7 separate regions of the Homo sapiens genome follow, and regions 1, 2, 3, 4, 5 and 6 are each linked to region 7. A link is a loop called in an ENCODE intact Hi-C map of the cell type or tissue named here. Cell type or tissue: endothelial cell of umbilical vein. All regions are shown on one strand. Region 1 overlaps LOC105378027 (a long non-coding RNA gene). Region 2 has its middle 420 kb from the start of MIR4465. Region 3 has its middle 94 kb from the start of LINC02941. Region 4 has its middle 620 kb from the start of MIR4465. Region 5 overlaps LINC02941 (long intergenic non-protein coding RNA 2941). Region 6 overlaps LOC102723724 (a long non-coding RNA gene). Region 7 has its middle 570 kb from the start of GJE1.

The links. A loop is a pair of places that touch in the nucleus more often than their neighbours do. Peaks named below come from ENCODE experiments on the same cell type or tissue, not always from the same donor. Only the 100,000 strongest peaks of a DNase experiment are listed, where the experiment ranks them.
Region 1: a loop joins it to region 7, with 9 times the contacts of the local background. A loop is called at or near these places in 5 of 110 quality-filtered maps.
Region 2: it touches region 7 in a loop (5-fold over the local background); 2 of 110 quality-filtered maps call a loop at or near these places.
Region 3: a loop joins it to region 7, with 13 times the contacts of the local background. A loop is called at or near these places in 17 of 110 quality-filtered maps.
Region 4: a loop joins it to region 7, with 3 times the contacts of the local background. A loop is called at or near these places in 30 of 110 quality-filtered maps.
Region 5: it touches region 7 in a loop (5-fold over the local background); 2 of 110 quality-filtered maps call a loop at or near these places.
Region 6: it touches region 7 in a loop (4-fold over the local background); 3 of 110 quality-filtered maps call a loop at or near these places.

The regions. Positions count from the first base shown.
Region 1 is chr6:140,771,643-140,775,642 of GRCh38, forward strand. All of the region lies in intron 6 of LOC105378027 (a long non-coding RNA gene), which reads left to right. Among named protein-coding and RNA genes, the nearest start is that of MIR4465, 90 kb to the left of the region's middle. In endothelial cell of umbilical vein, no CTCF peak of the experiment used is centred here; DNase peaks (open chromatin) are centred at 1,849 and 2,779; H3K27ac peaks cover 557 bases.
Region 2 is chr6:141,105,871-141,109,870 of GRCh38, forward strand. No RefSeq gene overlaps it. Among named protein-coding and RNA genes, the nearest start is that of MIR4465, 420 kb to the left of the region's middle. In endothelial cell of umbilical vein, no CTCF peak of the experiment used is centred here; a DNase peak (open chromatin) is centred at 1,901; H3K27ac peaks cover 300 bases.
Region 3 is chr6:139,880,339-139,884,338 of GRCh38, forward strand. No RefSeq gene overlaps it. Among named protein-coding and RNA genes, the nearest start is that of LINC02941, 94 kb to the right of the region's middle. RefSeq lists an enhancer at 3,861-4,000. In endothelial cell of umbilical vein, a CTCF peak has its summit at 1,525 (motif pointing right); DNase peaks (open chromatin) are centred at 1,553, 2,113 and 2,723.
Region 4 is chr6:141,305,323-141,309,322 of GRCh38, forward strand. No RefSeq gene overlaps it. Among named protein-coding and RNA genes, the nearest start is that of MIR4465, 620 kb to the left of the region's middle. In endothelial cell of umbilical vein, no CTCF peak of the experiment used is centred here; no DNase peak of the experiment used is centred here.
Region 5 is chr6:139,980,380-139,984,379 of GRCh38, forward strand. The region is part of intron 1 of LINC02941 (long intergenic non-protein coding RNA 2941); the gene reads left to right. All of the region lies in intron 1 of LOC103352541 (a long non-coding RNA gene), which reads right to left. Among named protein-coding and RNA genes, the nearest start is that of LINC02941, 6.1 kb to the left of the region's middle. RefSeq lists a silencer at 2,333-2,627. In endothelial cell of umbilical vein, no CTCF peak of the experiment used is centred here; DNase peaks (open chromatin) are centred at 1,712 and 1,752; H3K27ac peaks cover 413 bases.
Region 6 is chr6:140,844,747-140,848,746 of GRCh38, forward strand. LOC102723724 (a long non-coding RNA gene) reads right to left here. Exons shown (of 7, transcript XR_428030.5): 3 at 1-1,558. Among named protein-coding and RNA genes, the nearest start is that of MIR4465, 160 kb to the left of the region's middle. In endothelial cell of umbilical vein, no CTCF peak of the experiment used is centred here; DNase peaks (open chromatin) are centred at 2,355 and 2,725; H3K27ac peaks cover 2,334 bases.
Region 7 is chr6:141,560,574-141,564,573 of GRCh38, forward strand. No RefSeq gene overlaps it. Among named protein-coding and RNA genes, the nearest start is that of GJE1, 570 kb to the right of the region's middle. In endothelial cell of umbilical vein, a CTCF peak has its summit at 2,444 (motif pointing left); DNase peaks (open chromatin) are centred at 1,788 and 2,418; H3K4me3 peaks cover 771 bases; H3K27ac peaks cover 1,496 bases.

The DNA of each region.
Region 1 (4,000 bases), 790 kb before region 7:
TCCCCAGCCATGTGGAAGTGTAAATCCCATTAAATGTTTTTCTTTTATAGATTGCCAGTCTCAGGTATGTCCTTATCAGCAGCACGAAAACAGACTAATACAGCTTGTTTAACATTTTATGAAACTGGTTGTTTAACATTTGAACTTGCAAAAATTAACAAGTTGTTTAACATGTTTAACATTTAAAGAAACAGACTGTTATGAAACTGTCAGTGGGACTGTCCATTTTACATTGCTGGCAGAAATGTTTGAGTGATCCAGTTGTAGATTGGTAGTGTATTAGTCCGTTCTTATACTGCTATAAGGTAGTACCTGAGACTGAGTAATTTATAAAGAAAAGAGGATTAACTGGGTCACATGTCTGCAGGCTGTACAGGAAGCATGGCTGGGAGGTCTCAAAAAACTTACAATCATGGCAGAAGGTGAAGGGGAAGCAGGCACGTCTTACATGGATGGAGCAGGAAGAAGAGAGAGGGAAGGAAAGTGCTACATACTTTTACATGACCAGATCTCACAGTAACTCACTCTCTCCAGGACAACACCAAGGGGGGTAGTGTTAAACCATGAGAAACCACTGCCATGATCTAATCACCTTCCACCAGACCCCACATCCAACATTGGGGATTACAATTTGACATGAGATTTGGGTGGGGACATAGATCTAAACCATATCAGGTAGTATTTTAAGTAATGCAAAATATAAAATTATTTTTTATCTCAGACTTTTTGGACAAAGACAACTTGGTCATAAAATACATTATAGAAAAATTGCATATCTGAATGATAATACTAAGAATTGAGAAAATACTTGATTCACTCTTATGAAAAAGTTTGTTTCCTTAATGAGTGGATGGCTAAATTGATACAGAATTCAGCTGCTCAGAAATTTACACATTCGTTTCTATATTAAGCAGACCACATTCTTATTTTTGTTTAAAATAGACAAGAGACTTTATTGTATAAAATCCCCCCTATACAAACCAAGATTCATAGGCTCTTCAGAGACTCCTGCAGTATGTTCGTTCATTAACAATATAAGGACAGGAGGACTCTATCTGATGAGAAAGCATTAGCAAGATTTGATTTGGAATGTAATACAATCCCAGCAGCTGAATATGAGTTACTTTAAAATAGTTCCTATTAAAGAAACTACGTGTTCTTTAGAACCAAGATAACATCTTGTGTTATCTTTACAGTGAAAAAATGACAATTCCCAGGGACATCTTTATTGCAGCAGTAGGCTGCTACATTCATTCTTCAAGAAAGCCATTTTAACATATGCAACTAACTTATTCCAAAATCAACAGCAAAAAAAAGTTAACGTAATTGTTATTTTTTCAACTTCATAAATTACAAAACCATAGGCAAAAAAAAGAATTGAACAAGGGTAAGATAACCAATCAAATAATGTTAACCTAGTCAGAGTTGTTCTCCACATTTTAGTGTCATTTATGATAGTCAACAGAATCAACTATTGTAATTATTAACTTCTTTGGTGTACTTAAAATCCTTTAGGCAATGGAGATCACCCTTTTATGGAAATAATTTATTTTAAAACTTCCTCTTTATAGTTCCATGTATTTTTTCCAAATTTACTTTGTTTTGTCAGCTAAAATCCAAATGAACAGAAATAGAAGTACTTTTCATCAAAATAAACAATTATATATATCTGGGAAATCTTTATCCTATAAAGTTAGAATAAAGACTCTTGAGAGTCATTGTAAAATATAGTACATTTTTAGCCAATAAAGAGATTAAAAAAGAGGAAAATAGTACTGCTCTCACTGATCCTAGAGGGTAGGCATGGGTGGAAATGAGTCAGAGCCACTGAGGTGCAGTCAGTAATTGTTTGCTCTCCACTCTACTGATGTGAACTAATTCATTATTTTTTTATTCTGAACTTATATGTTTCCTTTGTAGTCATGCTGTGCCTATAATTTATTAGTTCTTTCCCTTTAAATTTTATTTGTACCCTGGGAAAATTGGAAGTAGAAAGTCTGAACAAAAAGTACCAATCTTCTTTGACATGCTCTTAATAGCAATAATCACCACAACAACCTCAAACAAGGAAGGTTTTTCCCCCATAAAGGCAAAGATACCAACAATATGTTTTCTTTTATATTGTGCACCTTCAAGGTAATCAACAGAAATAAAACAAATGCATTCATTTTCCTGGTTATATTTCCCAAGGCAAGTTTATTATTACATCTCAATAGCTATAAATTATCCATGTAAAACCAAATATAGATATTATTATGCACCAGGGTGCCTTTATATGAGTATTATAAGTGATTTGATTATAGGATCTTACACCTAAATATTTCTGAAGCAACCATAGTAAAAGAGTTCCTTTCAATACCATGATACTCAACAGAAATTAGACAGTTAAAGGAACATTGTAAAACATGGATTTTGGTGCAAGCTGTTTATCAGGCACACTTTGAGGACGATGAAAGCCCCAGTTAAGTGTATTTGTCTGCATACTGTAAAACACTTAAGATCAAATTCAGGATTGGGTGAGCTATCCACAATTACTGGCGTCAGCAGTTTAAATATAGTTCTTGCTGAGAACACCTTCATGATAACTGTTCCAAACCCATGCATTTTGCCAGGTAGAGGCAATAATTGGTAACTGTCAATGCTACCTACAAACACCATGTTCCTCCAAAAATAACCCGGAATGATTAGCTCTCAGCAATTGGCTGCACTTTTGCTGACTTCTTCTGAGTGGTTTTTCACACACAGTCATAGATAAACCCACTGTAACCTAACACAGCTGATGACTCATTTCATGGCTTTCTGCTTGTCTCTTTCAAAGCTGTATGTTGTTTCTGTTTTAGAAAGAACAAGCATCTATTTTTAAAGGAAGGGTGGGTTTGCTTTATTATTATTCAGAAAAGGACCAATCTGGCATCCTATCATCTTATCCTGTGACATGTAGAACATTCCTGGGTTTTGTTCCATAAATATAGAAAAGTTTTATTTAAAGGAACAATGTCAAAATGACCTTCAAGCCTATCTATAGACTTTTGTGTGCTGCTAGAGTAAATGCAGAATTCAAATTGAGTTTTCCTGCAAAATGCATTTTGGAAGGAGACATTTCTAGAGATTACAGATGGTTCAAAAGCAATTTAATGCTGGGTACACTTGGGGTGCTATCTGATTCATGAATAATGAGGACACTCACTTGTTCACTGGATATATGGTATTCAAACAGAATTCAATGAATATTTCTTATGAAGAAGGTGTCAGCTGGAGTAGTTATGTATGGGGGATTTGCCATAAAAAGGTTCAAAGTTTGAGTTAATGTGAAATAAGGTTAATTTTCATTTATTTTAAAAAAGGATATATTATTTTGCTCAAGAATGTGGTAAGAAATGAACACTTGCCAATGTCAAAAAGTGAGTATTCATAAAATATGTTAAGTAAAATATTAGTCTTTACTGTAGTCCTGTAGAAATAATTTTTTTCTGCTCCATATTTTACCAAAACAACACAAGCTTTCATTTTTTAATTCAATGGCCACATATACAATTGCCCACAAATAGAAAAGTTGAACAAGATTATGTCAGTTAATCATCAGGCAAGTTAGTGACCAAACCATTCCCGCCCTTTGCTCTCAAGCCTATAATCTAAATCAGAGGTTTTCCTGACTGCATGTTAATGTCATAAAACCAGTTGTAGTCTTCTTACTCCACACACGTGTGTGCACAAATCTGAATGCATTCATTTTTGTTGTTTGTTTTTGTGTCCTGTTTGATCCACATTGAAGACATGTCATTTTGTTTTAGTGTCTCTTTGTTTAATTTGTTCGTTTTATATTTGATTGTGTCTTTGATATGCCTGTAAAGTAAATGGTTATTTGCAAATAATAAATAACCATATTATAAATATTTTATATTGTGTCTCTTGCTGCTATTATTAAGTACTTATTCCTTAATGTAAAAACTTCAAAGGAAATCTGGACCACTGAAGTTACAGGCATAGGTCCAGTTTCCAT
Region 2 (4,000 bases), 450 kb before region 7:
TTTTTCCTGGCTAGAAATGTGCTTCCGTTTCCTCCTGTGGTTCTCTGTAATTCAGTGATCACCAAAGCCAGAAACCTTAGAGCCATTGTCCATAACTCCTGCCTTTTCTCACCCATGTCTAATGATTCTGGTTCCAAAAAGACTTTCTAATCTCCTCTGTTGTTCTCTTTATTTCTTTAAACAAACAAATAGTAAATAAAAATGAGCTACTATATGCTTAGTTTCTATGTAAAAAACGATTTGAAAAAAGATTACCTATTCAATAAATTGTATTTCATGTATAACTCCAATTAATTAAAAAAATAGGTTTTTTTTCCTCCTGTCTTATGCAGCTGATCTGAAATGAAATCTATAATACTTACTGAGGGAGTTGGAGAAAAACAATTTGAAAAAATTTACAATATATATTTAGAGAGATAAAAATAAAGGCAAGCAACACAAGAACATAACAGAATACAGTTATGATTCTGTCTGCTGTGGAGGATGTGTAGATAAATATGCACTAGAGGAGTCAGGAAAAACTTCAGCATAGAGGAGGACTTTTCTGAGTCATGGAAGGTAAATGAAGATAGACTATGAAACATCAAGTGAGGAAGACAATATGAACAAAGAAATAAGTGTGTATTTGTGTGTGTGTGTGTGTGTGTGTGTGTATTTTTCCAACATCTGTGTGCTTGGCATCATAGAAACCATGATGAATAGAGGGAAAAATCTATACTGAAGATGCATTTTATATAGTTAGAAGGAGGCCACATTATGACCGGACTTTAAAACAAAACTATTGAAATATGAATTAGGGACTGATATAAATTATTTGACAAAGCATGGTTTAGGTGAGTAGAATTTAAGGAATATAGCAAAGAGTACTTTGTTTCCAGCAGATCAAGTATCACACATGATGGGGGCTTCTATTGAAGTGATTTCATTATAAAATGATGTAGGCCTGGGTGAAGTGATGGGATGGGTAGATGGAAGAGAGCTAAAGCTAACTTTATGGTCTGTAAAAAAAAAAAAGAATGCATTTGGATGAGGCTAATTTTGGAGAAAGGGGACTGGAGAAGAATGCAGTTATTTGCTAAACATGTTCTCTATTGTTAGGCAACAAATGGGAAAAAGAATACAGAACCATGTAACTATCATCAGTAGAAAGTAGACTTCACACTTGGGTTTGAAGTGGAGGTATTTATCCAAGATTTGTCTTGGATCCATTTGATTAAAATGACCATTAAAATAACTCCAACATCTCATTTTAAAACAGTAATGGCTGTTAAAATTTACTGAATGCTTACTATGGTCAAAACACTATGATAGGCATATTACATTCAATTTATTACAGCAAGCTGATAAAGTAGGACTATTATTTATTACAATGTTATTTATGACATGTAACAAATGGGAAAAATATGTATCTTTTTCTTCATATGAGTCTTTTCTCAAGCTATTCTAGTATTGGAAATGTCTTTTCCTCCGTCTGGAAATATCCAACTATTACACATCTTTAATCTCATAAGATCCAGTTCATATCATACCTTCTCCAGAGTTCTTTCTGCTTCCCAAACTAAAAGTAATTACTTCCCTCTAACATATTTTCACTTATACTCTCCTCTAACAGTAAGCATGATTACCCTTGCATCACTCTTTTAATTAATATCTATTACTGCCTAACAAATTATCCCAAACCCAGTGGCTTCAAACAACAATAATAAAATTATTCTCTCTTAATTTCTGTGTGGCAGGAATTCAGGAGTTGTTCTGCTGACTTATTCTGGCTCAGGACTTTTCATGAGGTTGGAATCAAGATGTCATCTGTGGCTGTCATTGTCTAAAGGCTTGACTGGGACTACGAAATCCACTCCTGGGATGACTCACCTGCATGGCTGTTGCCAAAGGGCTCAGTTCCTTACCACATGAGATTCTAAATGGGTATGTTTGAGTTTCCTCAGGATATGACATGTCCTCATGATAGGGTCCCTGAGAGCAAGTAATCTGAGAGAGAGGCATCCACAAGGTCTTTCCTTTCCTAGTTGCAGGGTCACACACAGTCACTTTACCTTATTCTATTGAATAGAAGTGACCCACTAATGCAGCCTACACTGAAGGAAAGAAAAATTAGGTTCCATCTTTTAAAGGAAATGACAAAGAATTTATGGACAAATTGTAAAAGTCAACACATTTTTTAATGTGTCCTTTTCTACACTATTGACCTCAGAGGAGGAATCCTCCTTGCTGTCTTTGTATCCCCCAGGATAGCTTGGTACAGTGTATGTGCCTTGTGTCTATTGGTGCTCATGCACACGATTTATGTGTACATTTTTTTTTAAATTTAGAAGTCTAAAATATTTCAGTTAAGTACTTTTAGCACAAAAACATTTGAAAGTAGTGTAAATTAATTCAGCTTTTGCTTGGAATATTTAATATTTTAATACCAGGCTTCTGAATGTAATAGCTTAATAAATATTTTAATACAAGCCTTCCATATACATTATTGCATTATTGAAGAGATATTGAAGAGTGCATTATTGAAGAGAGTGACAACTTTTTACCTAAATGAAAAAGACCACTGGATCACTTCTTTTTCTAAACTAAGGAAACTAAATGCATAGAAAATTTGACAGTGAAGCTGTGTCAGGGCCAAACTGCTCACTTTCATTTTGAATGAACAGCCTTGGTCATTTCTGGTGGTTATTTTGCTCTTGGTGTTTAATAAAATATGTTTTAGTTAAATATCTTTTAAAATGTCTCCTTTTTTGAAGGACAAATGTTTACAGTTCAAGAGAATTAAAAACATGACTCTGCAAACCATGTCTCATAAGCAGTTTTCAATTGACAAATTATAGAGGTCAAAATAATAAACTTCTAAATGACTATTCTTATACTCCCTAAAGAGATAGTTTTGCATGGGCCATTCTAAATATGATATAAATGTATGATAATAATAGTAACTTTGTAAGTAAAAATAATGTAAGAAATAATGGCTATTTTGAGTAATTAATCATAGTTTTAACATTATTTGAATATAGAAATATAATTTTCTTTTATATGTTCTCATTCTGAGATTCATCTTTAAGTATTGAGATAAAACCAATCTTCTTAAATAGCTGGCTTAAAAAAATTGTTTTTTTTTTTCAAATAATTTTGAATTCTTCTAAGAAGAATTATCAATTTAAGATAAAATTTTATTTACCAAAGCAAAGGTTTCACTTTCCAAATATTAAGTTTGAAGTCAGCATTGTTGGGAGAAAAGCTGAGTGTTGGAAGAGAAGCTGAGGCAGGGCTTGGAACATGCCTCACCACCTGTTTCTTTGTCTGATCACCCCAACAAGTATAATGTGTAATTTCTAAACTCCAACTTAAGCCATGGTTAAAAATCAATCAATAACTAATATATTCAAAAATATTCTTCCAGCAGGGAACAATGGCTCATGCCTGTAATCCCAGTAATCCCAGCACTTTGGGAGGCCAAGGAAAGAGGATCATTTGAAGCCAGGATATGGAGACCAACCTGGGCAACAAAGCAAGACCTCATCTCTACAAAAAAATAAAAATTAAACATTAAAAAAATTGTATATATACATATATAATTTATATGTATTATGTCACAATACATACAACTTATATGTATTGTATATGAATTGTGACATAATACTTATAGATGTATATATATTTTTTTGCCCAATGCCCTGTGTTTTAAACTAGGTATATCATACCCTCTTGGTTATGTGGCTATCTGGAAATGACAGATAATCAATTTAAAATGTAACCAGGGTGATATGATTATCTGGGGAGAGTCTGACTTGAATATCTATATATCACCCTTTAGTTTGAAGTCTTGAATACAGCAAAAACCACAGCAAAAGCAATAGTTATAGAGTAGACATTTTCATGATTACTAAAGGTAGTAAAAAGGAAACAGATAAGACAAACTCACAGTAACCACAGGAGAAAACAAAGGATCCAGAAGGGAACCCATCAACAAACATATACTTCTCTAGCAGAGGAA
Region 3 (4,000 bases), 1.7 Mb before region 7:
ATAACAAAGCTATTTTTTAAAACACCCCCTTCAAACCAATTACAAACTATTTTGAATAGCTTGAATATTTGCTTCAAATGATGTTCAGGATGTTTTACAACACCTGGAGGACAGCGCTATACTTGAGAGTTGACTACCTTAAATTGGCTTTTTCAAGCAATTCTTTACGTGACTTGTCTGCTGTGCTTGCCCACACGTAGTAGCTTCTGAATTGTTGCTTTAACCACATTGACTGATTTAACAAAAGAGTTAAAACATCATTTAATTCTGTTGTATATTTCAGTTAATTCTGAGTTTTTCCAACTAAAACAGAATGGGTGGTTGAGTATTTTTCTTTTGCAGATTAGTGCCCAACCTTAAAATTTACAGAGATTCACTGGATTGACTTGGAAGACCACCAGTAATCTCAGAAGTGGCTAAATAACCGGGACAAAAGCATTTACCCAGAAGTGGCTAAATAACTGAGACAAAAGCATTTATGCCTTAGACATGTTTACAGGATGATGGGTCTATGCTGTTTTTTTTTTTTATTTCCTGCCCCCTTTCTAGGAAAATGCAAAAAGTGCTTTTCTTTACACCATTGGACAAATTACTTCAGGATAAATTGAATCCTGTTTACAGTCCAGTAGTTTTATGTAATCAGTTTTTTAAAACCTGAGTTTCAAACAGAAACGCCTCAATCATGTCAAAAACCTGAGTAGTTCTAAGAGTCCTCCTTCTTCTAAATGGTACAGCTGTAAAGAGCAGTGTGACTTTTGTGGGTCCAAGCTCGGGCTCTACTCTTTACTCAAATGTGGTCTTGAACAAGTCCCTAACACTCTCTCAATGTCAAGCCTTCATTGGGCATAATTATATTTACCTTGGTTTTTTGTTTGTTTGTTTTCTGAAAGTCAAATGGCACAATATGAATGTACTCTGTATATTTCAAATGTTAAAAACATTGAGTTGTGGTTTTAGTAATTCTTCTCTTCTTCATAAAGTGGTCAACACCATCACCAATGAGCAATCCTCTTTGTGAGCTTTATTGTATCGGCAATAAGCTGAATGATGGCAAAAGGAGGACAAAGAGGGCTGTCAAATGAGACAAAGGGAACAGTGAGGGCACGGGAAGAAAGACTGGCATATGGTGTGGAGGGGGAGGGGCAAGGCACGAAGATACCGGTCAGTGGAAGAAACACACACATGCACACACCATGCTTCTCCACAAGTAGCTTTTATGTGTTAAAAAAAAAAAAGTGGATAGTAGGGTTAAAATGTCTCTGATCTTTTTTGCCAAATCTTGCCCTATAAAACCAATTGTCAATTTCAAATTGACAGCTGCAGCCCTGACTGCTTAAACAAATGTAACCTCTGTCTCATTTTGCCAGTAAAAAGAAGTCTTTAAATGATATCTTTTAGATTTGTTCTTAGGCCTTTACATGTAACTATCTGTAAAAAAATCTGTAAATCCATCAAATGCAAGGTTTCAGGTGGTGCTCTGGCATGCTGGATGTGTAAGCAGTTCTGGAAATGCCCTCCAGGTGGCATTATCAATAAATTTTTCAGCCTCCAAGTATGGTCCTAGGTCTATTTGAGATTCTGGTTAAAATGCAGATTCCTGAGACCCACTTCAAACTGACCAAATCAATGCCAGTTTGGGTAGCACCTGGGCATCTGCATGCTGTATGAGATTAGTTTAGGGGATTGCTACTCACACGCCAGAGTGAAGATCCCTGATCTGGTCAACATAGGCACCAGCTACAGGGCCCTGGGACCAGATCAGCCTCAGCTGCAGCAGCACCAGGCTGCCTGGGAAGCCCAGCGCTCCTGGGTGGTTGGTAAAGAGTCTTTTCCCTGGAGGAAAGGTAAAGAGTTCTCAGCCCCTCATCTTCCTCAGTCCCTTCTGAATTAAAAGATTGGAGACACTCCATAGGCAGGTTCCTCTCTTGTTTCTTTGCCTTTTATTTATAATCTCGAACGTCACTCGAACCTTTCTGTGTCAGCTTGCTGTTTTAGTTTTGGTTATGATTGGTGAGTCACAGAAAACACAAGCCATTTTTATCTGCAACTAGGACTACTCTCTGTGCATTTGGGCTAAAGGAATCCCTTTTCACCATTTAGGAGGAATGCTGAAGAGAAAGAAAACTTGATATTTAGCGCAGGGGCTAGTGTCATGCATCAATATCTACATCAAAAGACCAGAGGCTTCGGGCCCTCCCCCGCTCACTGTCTGCAGCCTTCACAAGCCTCAGCCAAAGGAAATGGGAGGAAGTGTATTTTTCATAGGAATTAACTCTTGCAGCCAAACAGGCAAATCAGGTGGCTTTAGATTCTTTACCTCATAAATGGCTATGTTGTGCTTTCCTTGTCCAGACTGGCGTTCTGTTTTGTTATAACTTTGCAAATTCAATGAATAGCTTGTAGGTGGGAGGGAAAGAAAAAGCCCATGGAATCTTTATTGCTTTATTTTTAAAAAAAATCCATGGAGTAAGAGAAAGAATGTGACTGCATTTTTATTTATGGTCAATAAGCCCAGATGAATATGTGGTAAAAGTTGTGCAGACTGTCACAAAGCAAATCACCATGTCACAAGAAATATTATTAAATTCTATAATTTCCTTTTCTGAAAGTAGTTCCTCTGTATGGAGTTGGAGAAAGAAAATTACATTCAATATTCACCTTAACTGAAAAGCAGCTGAGTGTGGTGGCTGGTATCCTATAAATAGCAGATCTGTGACCTCATTCCTGTTCTCTCTCTGCCTAGCTGTTTCCAGTTGCAAGTAGAATAGAAAATTGTCAATCATCTGGGCATATAGGCCAGCTTATTTGGATAAATCTGACCCAGTCCTTGTTTTTCGTTAGTGATGCAGGTACTGTACCTCTATTTAAGCAAAAGCCTTCTATGCTCTGTGTTTGTTGCTTTTTGCCTGCACTGCCCAGGTAATTGCAGTTATGTGGAATTGGCCTAACGTGACCTTGGAAAACTGCTTAACCTTTTGGAGCCTCAGGTTATTCATCTGTAAAGTGAATATTGTAGCTGCCTCTTGCTCATTTCAATGGAATGCTTTGAGAATTGATTTGATAGTGTGCATAAAGCAAGTTGACCTCCTCAAAAAGGAATACAATGTATGATTTTATTTCTGGTCTCAAAGCTAGCAGGCCAGGCCTCTCCAGTACAACGTGGTCATTATCTGTGTTTTTGGACTGCCTGGAGAGGAAATTCACACCATTCAGGGCAAAACAATCCACTCCAGTTTCTAAATGGTGGGGATTGTCTATCTATGGAACACAAATTCAACAGATGGTTGCCAACCTTCCACTTGATTTTGTGGCCCTTTAAACTGTGTTCATTAAAACTTCAACTTGCAGACAACTTTATAGAGACTTGGAGGGATGTATGAATGACAGTTTTTGATATAAAGGATATAGCCCATATGAGACATGAATGTCTCTGATTCTCAGAAGACGTTGTTAAATTAACATGTAAAACAGCAAACAAATACTCTATCAGTAACTAAAAGTGCATGAATTGTTTCCCACATGTTTGTGAATATCCTGCTGATGTCAACACTTTGGAACTTCACTAACAAGTATGTTTTGAAGAATTTGAGTACGACCATGTTTCATGTTTAATTTCAAGTTCCTTTTTTTCAGAAGGCGGAACACAAACTCGAACCAAGGTTTTGGGGAAACAGAGACTGAATCTGTTTCTGTTTTTGTTTTATAAACTTTACAGAGATATATAATGCCATAGCACTTTTTATTTAAGGCTGGCAGAATTTGTTTATTCTCCTTTTCTCGTGTGGGCATGCATTCATACATGTATTTACTATTTAGCCTGTGGAGTTTTTATTTATTTAGCAAATGCCTTGTTTTATTGAACATTTTGGCTATTTTCTTGGACCATTTTGTTGCAAGAAATAAATGTGATACTTTAAATGATTTCTTTCTTTTTCTATCAACTTGGGAGCCAAAATAAAATTGACATTCTCAGAAAACAAAGGTGCTGTAGAACTCGAAA
Region 4 (4,000 bases), 260 kb before region 7:
TGACAATTTATGCTTCTTATCATGGGAATGATCTCTCCTTTACTGATTTAAAATAAAGTTTTTATAATTTTATATGTGCCAGAAATATTTAAGGTTTTTTCTTTGCATTTAATTCTTTATCTTTTGTTTTAATCCCTACCCTAGATAAATTTTAAACATTCATATGAGTGTTTTGATATTCACTTATGGTTTCTGGTTTTCTCTTATTCTTGGAATGATGAAAGAGATTTCAAATTAATTCTCTTTTATTTCCTTCCAGTAGTTAAAAAAAGCCAGCCCTTTTAAGTTCATTTATTTTACTTCTATCTCAAAGTTTACTTTCTAAATTTTTAATATTTAAGTATGTACTGTACTTATATGTTCTTCAGATTAAATATCAACAAGGTATATGTAAAATCTAGCCTTTCTCTTGATTTCCCTCTCTGATTGCTACCATTTACCTAAAAGTGTAAAATACACTATATGTCTTTTAATGTGCACAGATCTCAAAGATATGGTCAATATAGATTTACACATGAATAGTGTTTCCGCAACCCAATTTGAGATATTTCCTCTAATATTTTTAAGAGTTTCAGATATAATTTAAGATAATTATTGATTTAAAATGTGATATCATGTTTTTATTGAAGATATTCTTAACAGTATACAATATTCATATGTGTAATGGTTTTACATATGACAAGAAATAGTTCTATGACAATTTTCTTTCCAATAGCTAAATGCCCCCAAAAATTTAAAAAACAAAGAATTTACTTTTTCACTGTTATAAAATGCCCTCTTGATCATTTGTTAACTAAAACATATTTTTTTGATCTTTCTTCTTCCTTTGATTTAATGGCAAATCATTTACTTTTGAAAATCATATACATATATTATTTCTACTATAGTAGATTTATGTTAAATATTAACATTTTCTAGACAATTGCTAAATCACCATAATTTTCAAATTTATTTTGTTCACTCTTATTTATTAAATATTTACCATAAATTTTAAAATAAAGATTTAGGGTTACTTTTCAGTGAGATTTCTTTTAATATATAATATTTTTAACAATCAGAAATTAAAAAATATACATCCACATTCACATCATTCAACTTCATTAAAATAATAGTCTTTTCATATTTTCTCTTGAATTTTGTTTAAACATTAAGAAGTTTAATATTGGTTAAATTATTTTATGCATCTCTATTTGTGAGCAGTCATTGTTTTGATATAAAGTTTATCATTTGGATACATATTTGTATAACTTTATAGATTAATATAAATATATGTATTTATAAAAATATAGTAATTTTGTAAGTTTTAAAACTTTATCACTCAGCAACTGGCTTTTTACAATATTTCTGATGTATCCATTTTTATATGTGTAGCTCTAGTTCATTCATTTTTATCTTATGTAATTTCTATACTAAAATATCCTCTTCTATTTCCTGTTGAAGAGAATTTAGTCTGATTTTAGTGTTTGCTTGATTTTTCTATTTTGAGCCATGACTACCTAACAGAATTGCAACAATTTTATTTTTTTAATTATTTCTTCAAATTGGTCTTATACTTTTATATCCCTAATGACATAACAGTTCTCTTTATCTATATAAACACTTGATATTATCAAGATTTAAAATTTCATCAATTTGATGTTTATAAAACTATCTCAATTTACTAATTTGAATCTTCTAGAGTATTAGTGATAGTAAACACATTCTCTTTTTCATTTTCTGACGTTTTTGTAAAAACTCATTTCCATATATTTTCTTTTTTCTTCAATTGAGTCATTTCTCCTTTTGATTTTTCAGTGATATTATTGAGTTGTGACAGCTCGTATTCTTTCAGCTCTGTAGGAAATTTTTATAAATGTTTCATAATTATACTTTGATTATACTACTTTCCACCAGTTGTAATTTTTCTTTGAATTTTACTTACAGTGTTCTTTGGTAACCAGAGTTATCTCATTGTTATTTCTGAGTAAAGTACCATTTTCATTTTTTTAAAAGATAAGAATTCACAAAATAATCCCAGACTATGAAGTATAAAGAAATAAGACAGATATGAACTTTAAGACCTTCTGTCTAACAGATAATTCATATATAATTTCAAATTATAGGAATGAATTATAGTTCCCCATGACACGTTAGTCTATAGAGTGTCAAGATTCTCAGCTTTAAATCATACCAAATTGTCTGAAAATGACAGCATATCTCACTGTCTTATATTTCCTTCACATGTGTCAAATATTTTTTATCCTCTTGAGATTTTTCTATTAAACTGAAAATTAATGATGTGGTTTGGCCATGTCCCCACCCAAATAACATCCTGAATTGTAGCTCCCATAATACCCCTGTGTTGTGGGAGGGAACAAGTGGGAGGTAATTGAATCATGAGGGTGGTTTCCCCCATACTGTTCTTGTGGTAGTGAATAAGTCTCACAAGATCTGATGGTTTCATAAGGGGAAACCCCTTTCCCTTGGCTCTCATTCACTCTTGTCTCCCACCATGTAACACTTGCCTTTCACTTTCCACCATGATTGTGAGGCCTCCCCAACCATGTGGGACTTATGGGAGCTACAGTTCAAGATGAGATTTGGGTGGGGACACAGCCAAACCGTATCAGTCCTGGTCAGTGTTTTATGTTTCTGTTCCATCACTTACCTACAGATACATTTTGCTATCCGTGGGTGTTTTGCTATGTCTGTTTGTTAGTTGGTTTACATTTGTTTAGATTTAATTTTTGTTTTTTTCCCTATGTTTGATAAGCTTTCACGCAGTTGAATTGAAGGAGATTTTCAACATATGTCTTCTCTGTACCATTTTTTAAAGTAATTCAAGTTTCTAGTTTTAAAAAATGGCATTCTGATTATAAAGGTATTAATTCAAATTTTTATTTTTTTAAATGGTCAACCTAAATATTTCATTTAAGATCAAGATATTATTACTCATTTTTTTTACTTCTATAAAGAACTACACCTTCTATACATAGTTTTTAGACAGTTTAGTTACCCATTTTGGTTAAAATTAATTTCAGAGAATTATAGATTTTGTGACTATTTTGTTGCTATGTTTTATTATTATTCTTTGACCCATATTACATATTCAAATGTGCAAAATTTTACTTTCTATTTTATTAACGAAAACTGGCAGGTATTAAAAACCACTTTTAGTTTTATTTTAAATTTAGTTTTCATTGTTGTGTTTCTTTTTATTTGTTTATTTGTTTTGTAAGCCTATTTTTCTCATATTGTTAAGTTTACTTATTCACAAAATATAATGTTAACTTATTTATATCATTGAACATTTGTTAAAGGATAATTTCCAAAAGGTAAAATCAAAACTCTCATATGAACATAAGATAAACTCATGAAAAGTATTGTCTTAATCTCATTAATTGATGAGGGAACCAGTAACATGTTATGACCAGTTCAAAGAATGTTTGAGAAGTCATATAAGTAAATTGCATATATAACAAAAAATTAATGTTAGGATTAGTTTGCTGGATTAGATACAAAACTGGTTAATGGTCAGCAAGGCTATAAACAGTAACTGTTACCAGAGGTGAATCCATATGGGTCTGCAGCAAACTGGATCCTTGTGTCATAGGAGGAAAGAATTCAGCCAAGGGGCAGAAGTAGATTTAAGGCAGAGGGAGAGGCCAAGGCAAGTTTTAGAGCAGGAGTGAGAGTTTATTATATAGTTTTAGAGCAAGAGCAAAGGAAGCAAAATACACGTTGAAGAGGGCCAAGCAGGCAACTTAAGAGATCCAGGTGTCCTGTTCAGCCCTTGACTTGGGGTTTTATACACTGGCATGGTGCAGGGTTTTCTTTTCTCTTCTGTTGATTCTTCCCCAGGAGTGGGCTGTTGCTTGCCTTCCATAGAACACATGTGTAGTGTGTTTACTGAGGTTGTGTGCATGCTTTCTAGGATTGGTTTTCGTGTATAAGCTGAACACCCCCAGAGGAAGGTCATACATCTTTCATTTTGCCTCTTAGTGCACATGCTTGAGTCTGC
Region 5 (4,000 bases), 1.6 Mb before region 7:
ATCCTCATGTAGTAAAGATAAAATTTTGCTGTCATGGTATCTTGTAGGAGGCGCCAGTGACATTTTGCTGAATTGCTTGTGGTGAATTCTAAGAAAAAATAAAAGATATTACTTTGAAGAAAAGGGGAATGCTAGCATGGAGCTCATTGCCTGGAAGGAGAAGAGGCTGAAAACATAAGTAGAGAAAAATCAATTTGGGTAAATTCATAAATCATTGATTTAGAATTAATGTATAGAAGACAGAGTGGGTAGGCTGGGAGCAGTAGCTCATGCCTATTATCCCAGCACTTTGGGAGGATGGGGTGGGTGGATCACTTGTGGTCAGGAATTTGAGACCAGCCTGGCCAACATGGTGAAAACCTGTCTCTACTAAAAATACAAAAGTTAGCCAGGCATGGTGGTGCGTGCCTGTAGTCCCAGCTACTCAGGGAGCTGAGGCACGAGGAGAATCTCATGAACCCAGGAGGCATAGGTTGCAGCTGAGATTGCATCACTGCATTCCAGCCTGGTTGACAGAAGTGAGACTCTGTCTCAAGAAAAACAAAAGACAGAGTGGGTTATTTGCAGCACAGTGTAATATCTGTACAAATATAACCAATGTCTTTATCTTTCATGTAGATACCTCTCCACAGGCTACCACGTGAATCTCCAGTCAGCTGGAGCAAAGCCATATAAGATAGGCCTAGTTCAGACAGTGTTCTAAAAAGAAAACTACCAACAAAAGGGGCTTGGAAAGGTTCCTCGGGATATCAAAAATCAAATTAGCTTATTCTACTGTAATTGCTTATTTAAAATGGCAGAATCCCCCCTAGAATTGGAAATGTTCATTAATTTATTCAGCAAATATTTACTGAGCACCTACTACATGCCAGGTGGTCACAAATTTAAAAGTAAGCAATATAGACAAAGCCTATGCCCTCTTCTAGCTAACAGAAAATAAATACTGGGTGAAAGAATAAAAGAGAATTATGTGCATGTTACACACTTGACAAGCATAAATGTATGTAACAGCTTTGGAATGTTCTCTGATGAAGTTCTGATATACCTTACCCATTTTTCTCCATTAAGCATGTGGTGAAGACACAGCCTGACTAGTAAGACTGTCTGTGTTCTGATATAATCTAGGTTTCTTTTCTTGTATTGACCAGAAGGTGTGAACATGTGTTGCATGAGTTGTGTATATTTGTGTGTGTGTGCATGTGTGTGTGTGAGAGAGCATGCACACTTTTGTGTCATGCTTCTCAAAATGTAGCACATGAACTGGAATTGAAGAAGAATTAGAGCTTTTGATTACTATTTGGATTATTTTCTTGGTCTTTACATATGCAACTGTTCAAGGCTTAATATAAGTTTGGTCTTTTTAGTATAATGTTGTGTAGGAGGCTTTGCTTCCTTATAATATGCTATGTGACATGAGGCTCATTTGCTTTCCCTATTATCCCAGGAAATGCTAGCATCTTTCTTGTGAGTATTCTGTGTCCTGGGTTTCCTACTGTGCTGCAGTGTAAAGAGAGTAGGGCAATGTAAACTTCTTTGAGAATCACTTCCTGACTGATTGGCGTCTAAGAAGAAACACGATCTGGAGCTTTGCACAGCACCAGGACTCTGCCTGTGAAACACTATTAAATCTGCTATTACCCTCCCTTCCGCCCTTCCCCCAGGACTCTAAGGTGACGTTCCCACTTAACTCTTTCATGCCCAATAGCACGTAGGGCACACTACCAATGTCTGCAATGAATCATATGTTTTCAGAATAATTATTTTGATCACTTATATCCTTTCTTATTAAAAATGTCTGTGCAGTTCTTAAAGAGGAAAGGGGTGAGGGAGGAAAGCTGCAATTTAGAGGAACTGTGTAGTTGTTTTTCTTTCTTTTATTTAATCGTCACATTTAATATTTCCTTATAAGTCACATTTTAAAGAAAACAAACCCAAGGCTCAGAGAGGTCAACTAATTTACACACATGGCATGGCTAAGAAGTGGCAGGGGCTGGATTAGAATCAAGGCATTTCTGACTCAGAGCCAGTGATTTTTCTACTACATACAGTAAGTTCCACCAAGTGGAAAATTAAGGTCTTAATAATACCAGCCAAGAAACACTGCATTAATTATAATGAATGTTTTATGCAGGGTAGTTTTTGGGTCTGAATCATGGCATTGTTGCCATACATTTTTTATTTTATTTATTTTTTTACTTTGTGTGGAGACATCAGGGTTTATTAACCACTGCATCCAAGACTGAAGATCAGATAGTTAAAAAAAAAAAGATGATATTTGAATGTGTAAATATTTGTTTTAGAATACACGGAGATAGTCTTTTTTTTTCTGTCTTTCACCTAACCTTTCTTCCACATTTTTTTTTTTATTGAGGCAACAAATTCCTTCCTCCTTAGATCCCTGCCCCACAACAACCCAGAGCCCAGAACATAAACAAAGACACATTTGGAAGCTCCTGCAGAGAGACCTATATCCAAGATCAGCAGATCCTGCAATTTGCTATTTCCTCCTCCCCCCTCTCCCCAGATGCAGGCTTATGTAAGTCTCCCTGAGGCATGTATGGTTTTAGGGAAAGGATTGAAAACTGTGCCTGGTGCTGTTAGTATTAGATGGCTGTAAATGAATAAATGGATAATAACAGTTAGGCAGCTCACTGACGGTATTCCAAGTATTAATAAATGAGTGCAATTGACACAGTTTGACACCAACACTTTGGAATTTATGACATGTAAAAAGGGAGAATATGAATCTGCCGCTTTCAACTTTTTAATATAATTGGGATGCCTGAAGCCATTTTACCATCTGTAAGCTTCCCGTATTAGCCCTGATTTACTCCTGAATGTCCACAAAGCCTGGGACTTCATATAAAAGTTTTGAAAAGAGTTTAGCATTGTAGCTTTTCTTTTAATATCTGAAACTTGTTATAGCATGTGCTGCTATTTCCAGGCAGTTTAGTGTCATTAAAGCAAACACCATATAAACCTGACTTCCTATTTTTAACATTGTAGAATTCTATATTAAGTGCCATGAACAAAGAAGCACATCAGATGAATACTTTTTCCTTTAAAATGAAAAACTCCCTTAACCAGGATGTTCAGAACCTTCCCAAAATGGACTTGTTTTCAGCTTGTTCATCTTTTCCACCTCCCTACTGCTTTTTAAAAGTTTCATGTCCATTTTTGGTGACAATTTATTATTTGAAGTCATCTTCCAAGGGCAGGAAATATCTTTGTAGAAAAGAGTCCGAAATTAACTTCATGTGCAAAACAAACGTATCACAGAACAGTAGAGACAGTTCCTAAGCAGATTGTGTTCTAAAAGTTTGCCTAAAAGAATGCTGTTTGGAGCCTGGAACATATTTTTCATGGAAACACTATAGATGGCTGTTAAGTTCTAAGGTCAGTGATTGAGGCCATGTGACCTGTGAAGTAATTGGATCGCAAAACTGCATTTTTAAAATACCACTTTGTGATAATTTAGGATATTATTTTGGTAACGTCACACATTATAACATGGAATCTAGAGCTACTGCATAGCATCATGAGCATGATAGTTTAACTAGGTTCCAGTCACACTGATCTCCTTGTTATTGCTCAACAAGGAGTGAGGACTGTGGTATGGGCATACAAATTGGGAGAGCATGTGTGTTTAATGATGACTGTAGTCTGTGCAAGGATCAAGTCAATATCAAGTCATGCAGCTTGGAGTACCTCCCCCTCCCACTTTTTTGATGTACATGTTTAAGTAAGAGTCTCAAAGTGTCAACATTTTTTGTTGGGTCTTTGTTGTGATTCATCACCATGTGATCCTGAGGCAGCGGATGTCTTGATAGGAAAATATTGATAGTGCACAGCTGGTACATTCCTTCCCCACTTTTACTTGAATTGCCCTGTGCTTCTCTAGGGTTCCCTGCACCCTCTTTTTCTCTCCCTCTCTTCCCACTTAGTGGTAGGGTCTAGGGCTGTAGAACACACCAGACAACTCATCTTGATTTAAGCAGAC
Region 6 (4,000 bases), 720 kb before region 7:
GTCATAAATTGAGACAATATAAATAAGTATTTATGTATCTTATTCCATGTTTTATGCCCATTGTTATTAATCTTTGGGGCCAACAACTGTAGTGTGTTCATGCCCATATTATACCACTCTAACTGCTACATTGAACGAACATAACTCATTAGGACGCAACTATTCAAAAAAACTATTCTTTTTCACTGTGGCCTGGAAATCCACCATGATATGTTCTTCCTCTTTTCTCTGGGAGAAATCTTAGATAGTCTTCATAACATTATTATTATGCCATTATTCTGGCACAATAAGTCTAACAGTCACTCTTATCTGAGGAAAATTCCCATCTTGTTAATTAAATTGCATTTTGTAGTTGAGCCTTCATTTTCACCTCCCCAAGCAAAGGCCTTCCTCAAGCTACAACAATAGTGAGAAGAAGGAATGTTGTCAGTTTCCTCTCTCTTTCCCCAATACTGTGCTAATGCTATTGCTACACTTCTTCGCTCTCAGTCCCCAATTCCCATCCCACTAGGTTGCCTGGAGCTCCCCATATGAAACAGGGGTAGGGAAGAGATGAGTAAGAAATAGTATATCAAATGCACTTTGAGTATCAAGAACATTAAATATCTCTATTAGTAAATGTGATGATAAAGAGTAAGAAAGATATAGAAAGGTGGGAAAGAAATTTCCTTGTGGAAATTTATATTTATGTATGTCATATTTTTGCCTAGTTTTGGCAGGTAGGAGTTTTCATTAAAGTCACCTCAAGTCTCTTCTTCTCTTACTTTTGCTTCCCTCTGACAACTGGCTTTATTATCAGTAAAAGATTTTCACTCAGCAGCTCCCATATCTCACAGCAGAAGTATTTGCCATCAAAGATAGGATCAGACATGCTACACTTGGTCCCATGTCCCAAAATCACAGTAGTCTTATACACATTGGAAAGGGTATAAATCTTAGAACCAATAAGTTGTGAGGAGGAAAATATAATTTTAAAAAATGTAACTTCCATTGAACCACATATTTGGAGAGAAGAAAAGTGTTACTGCACAAAAGAGCTATGTGAGGTGTGTTAGGAATTTTAAGTGCAGAAGTCATTAACCAATGTATGGTGATGGAAGTAAAAAGGAAATGCATTCTTTTAGGAAACAGTACCACATTTGGGGGTAGAGGTTTGTTGATTTTGTTTGGTTTTGATTAAACTTGTAGAAAAAAAAACAATTCACACTGGCTTTCAGAAGACTAAATCTTTATGAAACATGATTATGTTGAAATACATAACAGATCTCAGTCATTGAAATCATTATTTTGATTTAAAAAAAAAGTATTTGGAGGCTGGGTGTGGCAGCTCATGCCTGTAATCCGAGCACTTTGGGAGGCCAAAGCAGGTGGATCTCTTGAGGTCAGGAGTTCGAGCCAGCCTGACCAACATTAGCCAGGCATGGTGGCGGGTGCCTGTAATCCCAGCTACTCGGGACGCTGATGCTGATCTAGGAGAACTGCTTGAACCCAGGAGGCGGAGGTTGCACTGAGCCGAGATCATGCCACTGGATTCCAGCCTGAGCAACACAATGAGACTCTGTCTCAAAAACAAACAAACAAACAAACAAACAAAAACTATTGGAATGATTTTGATTAAACTTACAAACACTTACCTAAATACCTAGACAATAAGAATCTTGCATATATAATAGCACAACTTCTAGCCTTTGAGCAGTCTTCAGCATGGGTGGAGTCAATGGCTCAGCATTGTCATTAACAGCAGGTCCCCTTCTCTCCTGCTCCAGCCTTGACATTGGCTTTTCTTAAAAGATGGTGGCAATTTGGCTACAGCCATTTCAGCTAGTCCATAAAATGCAAAACTGATTCAGAGGATGTGAAGAGCTTAATTTTGCTATGGTTCTTATTTAGATATGAAGAGATGATTTTAGAGAAACCCTCTCACTTCCGTTAATGCGTTTGGCCAGAATTTGTTTATGTGTCTGTTTCTGATCATGCAGTAGCAAATGGTTTACAATTATTATGCTGTCCACATTCTTCTTGTCTGAGGTTACATGGACATTGATGAGTCAAATAAAATATATGATATTAAAATCAGAAATCTTTGAACTTCTTTAGGCTAGGAATTTATTTTTTGAGTTCTTGTTTGAAAGAGAAAAAGTTATTAATTGATAAAACACACATTAGAATAAAAATATAAATATCAACCCTGACTACCATTGTTTCTATTGACTTCATTATTGGATTTTACTTCTATTATGAAATAAAAAGAGAATTGGCTTTAATGCTGGTGTAAAAATAATAAGTTGTCATTTCCCAGTTTTAGAATCTTAACTGTGCTTTGTGGTGTTGAGTCATTCCTAATGACCTTTCATATTACAAATGCAGCAAATATTCCAATAAATAAACTGGGCATCTGCACTTTGACTCATAAAATCATAAAAGCCAAAGTAAATTCTGAGATTAAAATGTAAGTTATCTAAAATTCTGATAGAAATTTAACCTACGAGTCATTTAACAATAGCCAAAACCATTTAATGCCTCCTTTTTACTATTAAATATATTTCATTTTATAGTTCACAAAAAAGTTTACGTTTAAATAAAATAAAAATATCAATTTTTAATTTAATTGATTTAATCGACTTGCTATCTAAACTGCTTTGCTTCTTTTAGGAAGTTTGTAAGAAAAAAAGGAAGTTGGCATTAGTAGATTCATCATCAAACACAGTATATGAAAGCTTGGTTATTGTCTAAAGCTGAATGATTAACAGACATGAGTTTTTCCTGTACTCTAGCAATAAAAATAAATGGTAGAAATAGTGTTTCATGATTTTGACAGTTGCTTCTGTTAATTAACAATTCATAATTTCACATGAGTAAATATTTTGGCTATTTAAGTTGTGCTGTTCACCTCTGTATCCATCTCTTGAAAATCTTTCCTAATGCTTTAAATGAATACATCTGAATAAAATAAATAAGCCAGAAAAAAAATTCCAAGGATCAAACTGTAAAATACATTTGTATATTAATAGTTAATAAGAAAAAAGCATTCCAAAAGCATGTAATTTGTATAGAACACTGTAGTATAGTGTGCTTTATACCATTTTATGTAATCTAATGGAGATAAACAGCCATAGGTCCAAAGGTGTTAACATGGCCAGAAGATGGGGAGCGGCCTGCATCTAAAACACAGGACAGTGAAAAGTTTTCTTATGCTTGAGTCAATTCATGAAATCTACTTTCCCACCATTCTATTTCCTTAACATTTTCAGTTTCTAAATTTCCAGTTTAGTGAAAGGCATGTTTTAACAGAGTATATTAACTTTGTTCCATGTACCTCAGTGATGAGAATTAGAACATGTTCCTCTTTATCAAATAGTAGAAACATATTTGGATGCTGCTGAAGTCAAATATTTAGTGAACTTAAAATCTGTCATGATTTACAACTACACTATAGAAAAACAGGATTTCAACAAGCCATTACAAATTGTCCTAGAAGGGTTTGGAAGTCAGACATTAACTCAATCTTAAAATGAGTTGGGAAGTGCAAGATTAGGTCAATGTAAAAAAATACTATAGCACTAGTTGGAGTTGTTATATTGGCAAGTTGGCAGAGAATTGAGAAATATAAATTATATACAACTGATTTTTATTATTAGTGGCTGATACATTCTATAAATTTGCTGCAAACACAGAATCAGTCAATATTGAACCATTGTTCCTATGGGAAATACAGGTTATGGTCCCTCAAGCCTCTGGTTACAATATTTTTATCAACTGATTAATGCAATACATGACCTTATTTTTTTGTATGTCTCTGTCTAAAGACAACTTATTTAATATATATTGTTGATTTATAAACATTGACCTTATGTCTACAGCCCTGTAGCTCATTCTAGAAAGAAGTTAAGCTAACACATGTATTTTCTCCATAAGGCACATTCTTTTGTCTTCCTGTGTTTAGAAAAAAGGGCCACAGTTTAGCAATATCCTTGGGGGACATTTTAAGCAGTGAAATCAC
Region 7 (4,000 bases):
GGATTGTCTATGCTACAATCCAATGGTTGTTCATGATGCTTCTAATCCCAGATTTACAGACTTAGCAAGAGTATGGCTTATGCTTTAAAAAGTTTGAATAGACTACTCTCATTTTACAAATGAACAAAATACTTGCTTCCTAAAGTTCAATTTATAGTCTAAAACAAACACGTGAAGAAAGTTAAGCTTACAAATTTTAAGCAAAGAAATGAGGATTTCTAACCAAAGTTTCAACTAAAATCTAACCCAGGTATATGTGGGCATGTGTGTGTGGTATGCATGTGTGTGTGGGTATGCATGTGTGTGTGGGTATGCTTGCTCTGTTTGTGACACTGTATTCTTTCAACACATTTTGATTAACTGACAGAATGGTTTTCAAACATTTGTCTCCAAATTCCTAACCGGGATAAACTATCTGATTTCTGAGATATACATCAGGGATCAGTCCACTGTCTTTATAAATTACAATTCATTGACTGTGTTTTCTGTTTCCAATCTCATCAAGAAGTACAGTATCTAGTTGTACCATATCTGACTACTGTCTGTCAACAATTGGATCTCTTAGTATATTTGAAATGAGAAGCTACAACACAGTGATTGTGTCCTTGAAATAAGATTTCAAGAGTCTTTAATTCATGTTCTTTATTCCTTGCCTTCTTACTCTGCTCTCCATCACTCTTTATTCCTTTCTTCAATATTGAGACATACACAGAACATCATTTGAGGAATGGAGAATTGAGTCATGTGCCATGTTTGCACATAGCTTTAATGTGATTGTCTATGATTCCGTAGGCAAACATAAGAACACCGAATTGCACACAAAGTCTGTAATCATATCATCTGTGGCTACAGATGGAAAACAGCCTGCACAAACAGGAGGTATTGTTAACCAGGTGGATTTCCAGTTTCAATATGTTTGAACAAATTTTGGGGTAACACAAAGACATTAGCAACTGGGCAATGCTGAAGAGGCGTCAGAAGGCACTGTCAACTCCAATCTTAAACATTTTTCAGAAAATTAAAGAATTATTTGAATAATCTTAGTATATCTGAGCCACCTGTTTGTGTATTTAGCTTATTTCCTCATATATTTATTTAAATTTTTTAAATTTTTTTGGATACGTAGATGATATATATATATATATATGTAGTTACAGAGCTAGTGAGATATTTTGACACACGCACGCAATGCGTAATAATCACATCAGGGTAAATGGGGTATCCACCACCTCAAGCATTTATCTTTAGTGTTACAAACAATCCAATTATACACTTAGTTTTTAAAAAATCTACAGTTAAATTATTGCTGACTATAGTCACCCTGCGGTGTTATCAAATATCAGATTGTATTCATTCTTTCTATTTTTTGTACCCATTAGCCATCCCCATTTCCCCCCCATCCCCCATACAGCTTTTATTGTGCCGCCAACCTCCTCTCCTCTCTCTGAGTTTGGCATTCCCTGTGACATGACCTGTAATTCAAAGAAACAACCTCCAAATTAGCTGGATGCTCTCAACCTCTAAAGAGTTTAGAATCAGGAAACATCATTATTTATGCCACGTCTGTTCTCATATCTTATTTGCCTTTATTTTCTTTAACAATATCTGGCTTTTGCACATTCAATGAATGCCATGATCGGCAGCAGAGGAGTGGATGGGTTTTCCTGCGATTGTCCTCCCCTTTTCCCCACTGTTTCTCACAGAGGTGACCGCAGTGACTTCCTGACGCTCTCTGATAGGGAAGCTCCTCCACCTCCTCACCAGGCTGCCTGGCGCGCTCAGCCCATCCCGATTCCAGGACGTCCCTGTCCTCCCCAGGGCCTCTAACAGGCAGCATTGGGTAAAACACCGGTTTCAACTTTCACCTTCAGGACCACTTCCTTCCTAAGTGCCTTATTCAGCAGGAAAGGGAAACCTGTGTTGGGGTGTGGAGTTTTCCTCTCAGATTAGCATGCTTCTCTGGCTGCTGGCAAAATTAGAAAAGCGTCGAGGATAAAATGGCTTTATTTTATTTAATGTCACCAGTAGGGGAAATTTTTAACATCGACACCCAGCAAGCCGGCCCCCTTAGGCTTCAGAAGTCACCCCCGCTTTTCACAGAACCTATATAACACTTTACCTCTGAAAATGATTTCTGACTATGACCCGGATATCAAAATTAGGAAACAGCCAAAAAGCATTTCCTTTCTTTTATGTTTTTTTTTGTGCCAGTTGCCCTCCCTGAGTCTTTTCATTTACCCTGGCAGAGATTTGTCTCTTTGCCTTTAAAAGTTAAATCCACCTTCATCGCACAATGTAGAAAGAAGTGAAATTAAACTGCAGTGTGTTCCAGAGGAGAAAATCTACTTTTTTCATCTCTCAGCCCTACTTTAACTTAAACTGACCTAATTACAGCCCACACCAGAAGAAGCGGAAGAGCTGAAGGAGCGCTTCTGCCACCTAGTGGAAAGATCCTTGAACTGTGCATGGAGACTTCCACTTTTTTTTTTTTTTTTTTGCTTTATTTTTGAAATGTCTGGCACAGAAGTGCAAATGACCTTCTCTAGTCTCTGCATGAATACTGAGGATATGCATCACACACTGCTCTGTTCCTTTGGAAATTCAAAATGTAACGGTCTTCTAAAGAACTCTATTTAGAGAAGGTTGAATTAATGGCTCTTCAGATGAACTATACCTTGAAAACTATTTTATTAAGACCATATGACATTTCATGAAAGTTAAATGGAAAACGATAATGCAAATATTAATACCCTTTAAAGCAATGTTTTAAATATTATGTCTTGGATTTAATGTTTAGGGATGTTAGCACCCTCCCCACTAAATCAATTACTCTTCCTCGTAGCCACTGCACGGTTTAGCTAGCTGAATGATTTCTTCAGTGCAGCTCCTGGCTTGTTTATTTGTTTGCTTTTAGGAGTGGTACTGGACATTTAAGAATGCTTCGTTCTCTTCTCCTGGCTTCATTAACGAGTTATTGATCAATGACTTGAAAGAAAAACTTGGATGAAAAATTTAGTCAGCCCTGAATCACCAATGCTAATTAAAACCAGGGAAAGGAAGGAAAATGAAAGACGTTTACAATGCCCAAATCTCGGGGTAGCTGATCTCCTCCTTCACCAAAGCATCAATACAGCAGCCATGAGCTGCTCAGCCTGGCATTTCTGCCTGTGTCATTGAGCAAAGAAATGTCCCCCATGCAAAAATATCCTTGAGCATATAAAGCAAAGGAATCGGCTGTGTGCAGTGGTTAAATCAATTCTGGAATCATTAGGGTAAGTAATGTGTAGGGTCACACTTGCATCTCTTTTAACAAAATATTCAAATTGATGTGATAATCTACATTGTTATATTAGGGCACACTTCAATATCCTGGCTACAGATTGCTTATCATATTAAAACTAAACACAAAATTGGTTTAAAAAAAAGAAAGAAAAAAAAGTTTGTCATTATTTATAAAGACTCCATGAATAGCTAAGGTTCTCATGGTCTTGTTTAGAGTCTTGGTGATGCAAGAGAATATCTATATGAGTTATAGCTTAACAAACCTGTTTTATTTTATAAAAACTTAGCTTGTATTTAAAAAGTTTTCATTACTTATACATCAAATATGAATTCGAGAAGCAAGTACGAGCCAGTCCCTGTAGTAGACACACGGTTTACATAGATACAAGCAAAAATGAACAGGGCTGGGCTCTGATACGGGTTAATTTGATTCTTCCTTAACTCTCTACACCATGGACACTAACATAAGAAATGATGTGTATATACTGCACAGTCTCTAAAAACCACTCTTTTCAACTCTGCTTGTTCTATCTTAATTCAGATCCTCTTTATTTTTAGCCTTGATTATTTCAGCTGCTTTATTTCCTAGCAGGTCAACCTATGCTCAGTTTGTGTCTGAGCAAACTTGAATTGTGTCTACTACAATTCACATTCACTCTTTCCACACTTTTCAGAATCATGTTGTCTCTAGTTAAAAGCAGGTATTAATTAATTGATA